2 separate regions of the Homo sapiens genome follow, and region 1 is linked to region 2. Evidence: read pairs that join two places in POLR2A ChIA-PET (ENCODE). Cell type or tissue: B cell. All regions are shown on one strand.

Region 1 (5,000 bases), 270 kb before region 2:
CATTGCACTCCAGCCTGGGCAATAAGAGTGAAACTCCATCTCAAAAAAAAAAAAAAAAAAGAACCCAGTCTGAAGCATGAATTCACATTGCGTTTTCCAGTCAATCACTCAGCCAAAGAGAACCTGAGGTGGCCAAGATAATGTAACAACCCTATCAAGTAGGTGTTATTCCCATTTACAGATAAGGACAGAAATGTTAAGTGACTACACATGGATGCAAACTTGGAATCTTCAAACTCCCAGGCTAGTAGCCAAATTACCTGTTTTTAAATCTCATCTCTGCTATCTGATCTCTGCCAAGCAAATTTCCCTTTGAATTTGTTATGCAAACAATTAACGAGAATAAAGGAAAATGAGAGCTTTATATACGTTACATGTAATAACTGGAAGTTAACTTTATTAAGACATCTGAAATAAGTCAACACTTTTAAAACTTAAAGGCTATTCTTTACCAGAATCGTCTGTAGGAATTAACCCCAGCAGTCAGAAAGTACCTTAAAACAAAACCAACATTAATCTGGTAATGTCATGACTTCATAAAATATCCTTAATATTCAGGTACGTGCATACCAAGAAGAGTAAACAGAATAAAAAGAAATCTCTAAAACATTTTCCCTCATTCACTACATGTCTACTCTTCCACTTACCTTTATCTCTAAAACAAAAACATTTTCTAAACCCTGTGGACATGACTTCACTAATCCAAAGAAGACTTTATATTCTATGGGCCTTGTAAAGCCACATTTCTCAAACTAAGGACCAAGGACCATCTGAATCAGAATATCTGCTATGCCTGTGAGGATGACCCCAGATAAACTACATCAGACCCTCTCAGGCAGATCCATAGATTCTTTCTTCTTTTTAAGCAAATAACCCAGGGATTCTTATGTTAAAACCTTTAGACCAACCTTTCTCAAACTCTTCGCTCTCATGGCCCCTTTATTTATTATTTTTTAAATTTAAAAGAAATAATAAGCAAACCGGGTCAGGTGGCTCAAAACTGTAATCCCAGTACTTTGGGAGGCTGAGGCAGGCAGATCTCCTGAGGTTGGGAGTTCGAGACCAGCCTGACCAACATGGAGAAACCCCCATCTCTAATAAAAATACAAAACTAGACGGGTGTGGTGGCACATGCCTGTAATCCCAGCTACTCGGGAGGCTTAGGCAAGAGAATCACTTGAATTCGGGAGGCGGAGGTTGTGGTGAGCCGAGATCGCGCCATTGCACTCCAGCCTGGGCAACAAGAGCGAAACTCCATCTCAAAAAAAAAAAAGAAAAAGAAAGAAAGAAAAGAAATAATAGAGCCGGGCGCAATGGCTCACACCTGTAATCCCAGCACTTTGGGAGGCCAAGGTGGGCATATCATGAGGTCAGGAGTTCAAGATCAGCCTGGCCAACATGGTAAAACCCTGTCTCTACTAAAAATGCAAAAATTAGCCAGGTGTGGCTGCTAGCCCCTGTAATCCCAGCTACTCGGGAGGCTGAGGCAGGAGAATTGCTGGAACCTGGGAGGTGGAGGTTGCAGTGAGCCGAGATCATGCCACTGCACTCCAGCCTGGGTGACAGAGTGAGACTCCGTCTCAAAAAAAAAAAGAGAAAGAATGATTGATAAACCAACTGGGATACTGGCAGATATTTTCTCAAAAATGAAAGAAGGGAAGCTGTCTGTTCAGGGAAAGCAACTGACAATATTTGTTGCCAATGATAAAATTTGAGCTTTAGAGTAAAAATCAGAATTTGAGAAAGTTTGTATCCACCACTGTGAGTCTGACAGTTGTCTAATATTAATGATTATTAATGAAACCCCATCTCTACTAAAATTACAAAAATTAGCTGTGCGTGGTGGCACACGCCTGTAGTCCCAGCTACTCAGGAGGCTGAGGCAGGAGAATCACTTGAACCCGGGAGGTGGAGGTTGCAGTGAGCGGAGATCATGCCATTGCACTCCAGCCTGGCAACAGAGCAAGACTCCATCTCAAAAAAAAAAAAAAAAACCGGCCAGGTGCGGTGGCTCACACCTGTAATTCCAGCACTTTGGGAGGCCAAAGCGGGCGGATCACAAGGTCAGGAGATAGAGACCATCCTGGCTAACATGGTGAAACCCCGACTCTACTAAAAATACAAAAAATTAGCCGGGCATTGTGACGGGCGCCTGTAGTCCCAGCTACTTGGGAGGCTGAGGCAGGAGAATGGCATGAACCCGGGAGGCTGAGCTTACAGTGGGCCCAGATCGCACCACTGCACTCCAGCCTGGGCAACAGAATGAGGCTCTGTCTCAAAAAAAAAAAATTGGCGGTTTATGGGTTTGTGGGGGGTACAATTCCTGCCTGTCCAAGTGACAGACTCATTTAATTATCCCCAAGTTAATGTTTAAGTGCAATGGGGTAAAACATGCACTCTGTTAACTAAAAAGCCACATTTCCAAATAGTATACATATTACGATTAAAACATTAAAAATATATGTGTACAGATTTATTCATATAAGCCCAAAAACAAATGTCAGACAATGTTTCTGTCTTTGGAACCTGACTCAAAATAAGGTTCCTCCTGTTGGCTTCTTCCTGAGACACAGCCAACGCTAATTTGCCGCCCAGGCAAATCATCTATGCCTATCATTAGGAAATCAAATTTATGATATGCATAGCCTAGAATACTACTCTGTAGTTTTTTTGTTTTTGTTTTTGTTTTTTGAGACAGAATCTTGCTCTGTGGCCCAGGCTGGAGTCCAGTGGTGTGATCTCAGGGTTCAAGTGATTCTCCCACCACAGCCTCCCGAGTAGCTGGGATTACAGGCACACACTACCATGCCTGGCTAATTTTACTATGTAGATTTTTTAAACATGAGGTATATACACATGTATTTGCATTGAGTATTCTCTAAGATAAAGTGACAAAAAGCAAAATACAGAGTTTGGTGTATTTGCTGCTATATATGGAAGGAACAACACCCAGAGAATAACATGTTTGCATGCATACATATGAAGTAACTCAGGAGAGATAAATAGTAGGTAACTAGCTGTCCCTGGGAAAGAGTCCCAAGGATAAGGTGCGGACTAACTTTCCACTTACTACATATCTTTTGTACTGATTCATTTCAAAATTTACTCTAAAATATTGGTATTACAATAAAGAAAACTGGAGTCTAGAACTGAATGACAAAACTGATACATTCTTACTACAAATCTGTGGTTAAGATTAGCATTAATCTTTCCTAGGCAAAGAGGAAAAAGTTTAACCCAAAGACTGTATGGATCTTCTCTACCCTACATCTCCAATCTCATTCCCATTACTCAGAAAATATTCTCACTGGGTATAGAGGTATGAACTCCCATTGGAAAACTTAGGGTAAACGTCCGTGGAATCTATGGGGCACTGCTGACCCAGGACACCTGGGATATTTCTGCAGAAACAGGATTTTTTTTTTTTTTTTTTTTGAGATGGAGTCTTGCTCCATAGCCCAGGCTGGAGTGCAATGGCGCGATCTCGGCTCACTGCAACCTCCACCTCCCAGGTTCAAGCGATTCTCCTGCCTCAGCCTCCTGAGTAGCTGGGATTACAGGCGTGAGCCACCGCACCCAGCCAGATTATTCTTAATCAGTTGATTATTTCTGGCTCCAGAATGCTTCAATTATTCCACCTGCCCCTATGTATAAGCGTTACCACCCTAATTATGCTTGTTTTTGTTTTTTTGGTTGTTTGAGACGGAGTCTCTGTTGCCCAGGCTGGAGTGCAGTGGCACGATCTCGACTCACTGCAACCTCTGCCTCCCAGGTTCAAGCGATTCTCTTGCTTTAGCCTCCAGAGTAGCTGGGATTACAGGCACGCGTCACCACACCCAGCTAGTTTTTTGTATTTTCAGTAGAAACAGGATTTCACCAAGTCGGCAAGGATGGTCTTGAACTCCTGACCTCAAGCAATCCACATGCCTTGGTCTCCCAAAGTGCTGGGATTACAGGCGTGAGCCATCGCTCCCGGCCTCCTAATTATGTTTCATTTTGGTTAATGTTTCAATAAATGTGCTTTCCCTAAACATACTGATGAAAAGAGGCCCAAATGCAAAACTGATTTGTCGAGAAAGTCAGTCTGAGATGAAATATTTATTATGTCTAAACCACAAGTAGAAAAAAATTCAAAGGCCGACTATTTCAATGCTAACTCAATGCAATATTGCACTTTGTTTGGTTTACGGGAGAGGTAATTTACACAGCTAACATTTGGGTTTTCAAGATTACATTGTGGGGAGAGAAGGGGAAAACAAGAAAAGTCTAATGCTTTTAGATTCTGTCAGAAAAAGTGTTTGCTAAAAAGCAAAACAAAATGAACATGAGAAAAAATGTGAAAAAACATGCATTTTAGGAAGCTTTCACCGAAGCAGGTGCTCAAGTTCAGACTCAAATCTTCCAACTCTTGTAATAAAAATGAGAGGTCAGAATACCACAAACTAATCAAATCAATCAAACAAAGCGGGAAACAGGTGGCTGACACCAGACTGGGCAGGGTTTTCCTAAATTGGGCTTACCTTCACTAATCCAAATCAGTTTTCAGAAATGGCTTCTACAAAAACTACCCAAACATCCCCCTAATAATTTGCACTCCTCCTCCACAATAGGGAAGCCAAGCCGTTTATTTCCCAGAAGGTTTACTTTCTCTTTCAAGCTCTGCTGGCTTCTTCCTGCCCCGCATACGGCCAGGAAAAAAGAAAAGCACTGCCTTTTCTTTCCTGCCTTCTCTAAAACTGGGGAGATGGGGTGAGAGAACCTGTTTCATGGACAAGCTGGGTGGTTCTTAACTGCAACACTGTTCTGAATACAGATTAGTTTGCAAAGGAAAGTTACAGGACAGGAAAATAAAGGTCTACCCCTCCAACTAACTCATACACATGTACATTTGCATGTACGCACACACACAGATGTGAGGGCACATTTAATTCAGCTGAGTAATGTGCAGCAATCAGCTCCCAGCTTCATACCTGGCCACCGGGATGCCTCCTCACTCCCAC
Region 2 (5,000 bases):
CCTGAGTAACTGGGACTACAGGTATGCGCCACCATGCCTGGCTAATTTTGTATTTTTAGTAGAGATGGGGGTTTCTCCATGTTGTTTAGGCTGGTCTCGAACTTCTGATCTCAGGTGATCCACCCGCTTCAGCCTCCCAAAGTGCTGGGATTACAGGTGTGAGCCACCACGCCTGGCTTTTCTTTTCTTTTTTTTTTTAATAGGCATGTTTCAGAGCTCAGTTTGATTACGTAACATCTAGCATGAGTGACTCCATTCTGGTTTGGTCTGGATCGCTAGGGCCTAGGACAGGAGGCTAGTCTAAAGCAATGGACTCCTGTAAATTGTATTTAACAGCATGAATAGGATCTTCCACGGAGAATATGTGGTCTGGGAACATCCTAGATTGGAAGAGGACTAGACTACAACCTGACAGTGAATGGCAAAGAAAAATGAAGGAGCCAGCAAAAAAAGCAGAAAGAAAACTGGCGTGTGTCAGTATGGTTTCATTGCCTACCCCTTCATTTGGGACAAAGCCTCGATTTCGTTTTGCATTCCACCCTTCCTCCAAGTGGTTCAGCAATGAGTCCTGATTAATCCAAGCCAATCACTGTTATCACAATTCCCTGCCAGGGACTGATTTAGGAAGGGGCATATAATACAATACAGGCCAGTGAGATGTGAGGATAAAGACTTCTGGGGGCTTCTGGGGAAGGTCTCCTCATTGGTTAAAAATAAAGAGACATATGGGAAAAGACACACTCTCTAGCTGCATTTTTTCATGTTGGGATATAGCATTGGAATGACTTGTATTAGGGTTTTCCAGAGAAACAGAACCAGTAGGTTCTAGATATAGATATACAGATAGATATTTATATATGAGGAGATTTATAGGAATTGGCTCATGTGGTTATAGAGGCCAGGAAGACCCATGATATGCTCTCTGCAAGCTGGAGAACCTGGAAAGCCAGTGTGTAATTCTGTCTGAGTCCAAACGCCAGGTAATCAGCTGAGGGCCAATGATGTGGGTCCCACTCTGAGTTTGGAAGCCCAAGTCCGAGGGTAGGAGGAAATGGGTGTCTCAGCGCAAGCAGAGAGAGGGAGTTCACCCTTGCTCGATCCTTTTGTTCTATTCAGGCCTTTAATGAATTGGGTGATGCCTACCCACACTGGGAGAGCCATCTGCTTCACTCAGTTCATCAGCTCAAATGAGAATCCCTTCCAGAAACACCCTCACAGACACAGCCAGAAATAATGTTTTACCGGTTATCTGGGCATCCCTTAGCCCAGTCAAGTAATACACCCAATTAACCATCACACACTGCTGCAGTCATCCTCGAACAGTGCAGAGAGCACCTTTAGGACAAGCCATCGTCTTCAGGGTGGTAGATCAGAATGGTGGACGGTAGCTGGGAGCAACAGCTCATGCATGTAATCCCAGCACTTTGGGAGGCCAAGGCAGGCAGATTGCTTGATCCCAGGAGTTCAAGACTAGTCTGGGTGACATGGTGAAACCCTGTCTCTACCAAAAAAAAAAAAAAAACAAAAAAATTAGCTGGGCATGGTGGTGCATGCCTGTACTCCCAGCTACTTGGGAGGCTGAGGCAGGAGGATCATTTGAGCCCAGACGTCGAGGCTGTGGCGGGCCAAAATCATGCCACTGTACTCCAGCCTGGGTGATAGAGTGAGACCCTATCTCAAAAAAAAAAAAAAAAAAAAAAAAAGGTGGAAGGCACCCAAGTCCCTGATGACACTGCTGAGCCTTCAAATTAATCAGCCCTGAAGCTCTTCAAATGTGAGGTATATTTTTCCTATGGTTCAAGCTACTTGACTTGGATTCTTTTTTTTTTATTTGCAGCTAAAGGCACAGCCATAGAGAAGAATACTGCAAGAGCCTAGGCGGCAGAAAGCTCCAAAGAGGAAACGAGTTGGCATCTGAGGCTGCAGGGAAATGGAGTCATATGGAGACAGAAAAAGGTACTTTAGGCTGGGTGTGGTGGTGCATGCCTGTAATCCTAGCTACTTGGGAGGCTGAGGCAGGAGAATCGCTTGAACCCAGGAGGCAGAGGTTGCAGTGAGCCGAGATCGCACCACTGCACCGTGCCAGCCTGGGCAACAAGAGTGAAACTTCATCTCAAAAAAAAAAAAAAAAGAAAGAAAAAAAGGCCAGGCACAGTGGCTCATGCCTGTAATCCCAGCACTTTGAGGGCCAAGGCAGGAGGATCACTTGAGATCAGGAGTTTGAGACCAGCCTGGCCAACATGGTGAAACCTGGTTTCTACTAAAAATACAAAAATTACCTGGGCATGGTGGTGCGCGCTGGTAATCCCAGCTACTCGAGAGACTGAGGCAGGAGAATCGCTTGAACCTGGGAGGCGGAGTTTGCAGTGAGGCAAGATCATGCCATAGCACTCCAACCTGGGTGGTAGAGCGAGACTCTGTCTCAAAAAAAAAAAAAATTAAATTAAATAAATTTTAAAAAACCACACCACGAGATTCACAGCACCCAATCTAAAGAGCTCAGTTTACCTGTTGCCATGATAATGAGGCCCCCTCTGTTTCAATCCTGTAAGGAAATCGCTTTGAAACAACCAATCCACTTTTTGTTCTCTGTTTCTGCTTTCCTCAGTCCTTTTCTGTCTATAAAACCAATCTTTTGGATGTTCAGCTGCCTGTTTGGGGTGACGGACTTTCCATCCTAGAACCACGGCCTAATTTGTCCGTAACCTCACAGAGGTGACTCTGGCGCTAGTGAACAATGCTGCTGTGACTTATGTGAAACCTCAACTGGCCACATTTTGGTACTATGCCAAAGTTGAGCTGGTTCCTCCACCCCTGTTGAGATCCCTAGAGCTATCCAAAGCCTGGGGGAAAAAAATAAGTCACTAGTGCTCAAACTGGTAGCTTCAAACCGCTCACAGTTAAGGAAGTGGTGCTGAATGATTTGGTGGCCACTGAGGTGTGAATGTGGTTTTATGTTGGAGAGATCACAGGCAAGTGTGGCATGATTGGCTATAATATTTGAAGAACAAGACTAGTGAACAATACAGTCAGGATGGCTAAAGGTGACCCCAAGAAACCAAAGGGCAAGATGTCTGCTTATGCCTTCTTTGTGCAGACGTGCAGAGAAGAACATAAGAAGAAAAACCCAAAAGTCCCCATCAATTTTGCAGAATTTTCCAAAAAGTGCTCTGAGAGGTGGAAGACAATGTCCAAGAAAGAGAAATCTAAATTCAATGAACTGGCAAAGGCGGATAAAGTGCACTATGATCAGGAAATTAAGGATTATGGACCAGCTAAAGGAGGCAAGAAGAAGGATCCTAATGCCCCCAAAAGGCCACCGTCTGGATTCTTCCTGTTCTGTTCAGAATTCTGCCCCAAGAGCAAATCCACAAACCCCGGCATCCCTATTGGAGACGTGGCAAAAAAGCTGGGTGAGATGTGGAAGAACTTAAATGACAGTGAAAAGCAGCCTTACATCACTCAGGCGGCAAAGCTGAAGGAAAAGTATGAGAAGGATGTTGCTGTCTATAAGTCGAAAGGAAAGTCTGATGGCGCAAAGGGTCCTGCTAAAGTTGCCCAGAAAAAGGTGGAAGAGGAAGATGAAGACGAGGAGTTCTGTATTCTACACTCGGTGCTAACTTTTTGGTATGTCTATTGCCTTCACAAAACCATATGACTTTGGTTTGCTATCTCTATTTTCTGAGCTTAAAATAGTGTGCAAGGCCGGGCGTGGTGGCTCACACCTGTAATCCCAACACTTTGGGAGGCCGAGGCAGGTGGATTACCTGAGGTCAGGAGTTTGAGACCAGCCTGGCCAACATGGAGAAACCGTGTCTCTACTAGAAATACAAAATTAACCGGGCGTTGTGGCTCATGCCTGTAGTCTCAGCTACTGGGGAGGCTGAGGCAGGAGAATCGCTTGAACCTGGGAGGCGGAGGTTGCAGTGAACCGATCGTGCCGTTGCACTCCAGCCTGGGCAACAAGAGTGAAACTCCGTCTCAAAACAAAACAAAACAAAACAAAACAGTGTGCAAACTTGCAGGTGTACCCACTGAACCTAGAATAAGAGTTGGAAAGAAAAAAATATATATATGGCAAATAAATCTATAAAGAAAAGGGGCCGGGCGCGGTGGCTCACACCGGTAATCCCAGCACTTTGGGAGGCTGAGGTGGGCGGATCACAAGGTTAGGAGACCGAGACCATCCTGGCTAACACGGTGAAACCCCATCTCTACTAAAAATACAAAAAATTAGCTGGGCGTGGTGGTGGGCGCCTGTAGTTCCAGCTACTTGGGAGGCTGAGGCAGGAGAATGGCGTGAACTGAAGGAGTGGAGTTTGCAGTGAGCCGACATCGCGCCACTGCACTCCAGCTTGGGCGATAGAGCAAGGCTCCATCTCAAAAAAAAAAAAAAAAACTATCAAGAAAAAAATTCCAGTGTTCCAGCCTAGTATAGATGCATAATAAAAAAAGAATAATCAAATGATCTACAAACAGGATTACTTTTAGGCTTATTTTCTTTTTCCTGTTCCTTGAGAAAACAATACAGAAACAGGGCTGGGCGCGGTGGCTCAAGCCTGTAATCCCAGCACTTTGGGAGGCCAAGACGGGCGGATCACAAGGTCAGGAGATCGAGACCATCCTGGCTAACACGGTGAAACCCCGTCTCTACTAAAAACACAAAAAATTAGCCAGGCGCGGTGGCAGCGGCTGTAGTCCCAGCTACTCAGGAGGCTGAGGCAGGAGAATAGTGTGAACCCGGGAGGCGGAGCTTGCAGTGAGCCGAGATCGCGCCACTGCACTCTAGCCTGGGCGACAGAGCAAGACTCCCTCTCCGAAAAAAAAAAAACAAAAACAACTACAGAAACATCCCATTTTGTTCTATTTCACAACTAAAATATGAATTTAGTACAACTCCCTTCACATAAAGAGCGTCGGCTCTTTGCCATCATTGTTTTAATTTTTCCTTTTCTTTTTTGTTTTATTTTGTTTTGTTTTTGAGACGGAGTCTTGCTCTG

Evidence for each region. ChIA-PET counts read pairs that join two places held together with the same protein. Peaks named below come from ENCODE experiments on the same cell type or tissue, not always from the same donor. Only the 100,000 strongest peaks of a DNase experiment are listed, where the experiment ranks them.
Region 1: POLR2A ChIA-PET joins it to region 2 with 11 read pairs; 2 of 35 experiments call an interaction of 5 or more read pairs at or near these places.

Annotation. Positions count from the first base shown.
Region 1 is chr17:42,374,569-42,379,568 of GRCh38, forward strand. All of the region lies in intron 1 of STAT3 (signal transducer and activator of transcription 3), which reads right to left. Among named protein-coding and RNA genes, the nearest start is that of STAT3, 11 kb to the right of the region's middle. In B cell, no CTCF peak of the experiment used is centred here; a DNase peak (open chromatin) is centred at 4,743; H3K4me3 peaks cover 591 bases; H3K27ac peaks cover 1,161 bases.
Region 2 is chr17:42,645,144-42,650,143 of GRCh38, forward strand. It overlaps the pseudogene ATP5MGP7 and the pseudogene HMGB3P27. Among named protein-coding and RNA genes, the nearest start is that of TUBG2, 12 kb to the right of the region's middle. In B cell, no CTCF peak of the experiment used is centred here; a DNase peak (open chromatin) is centred at 2,871; H3K27me3 peaks cover 1,594 bases.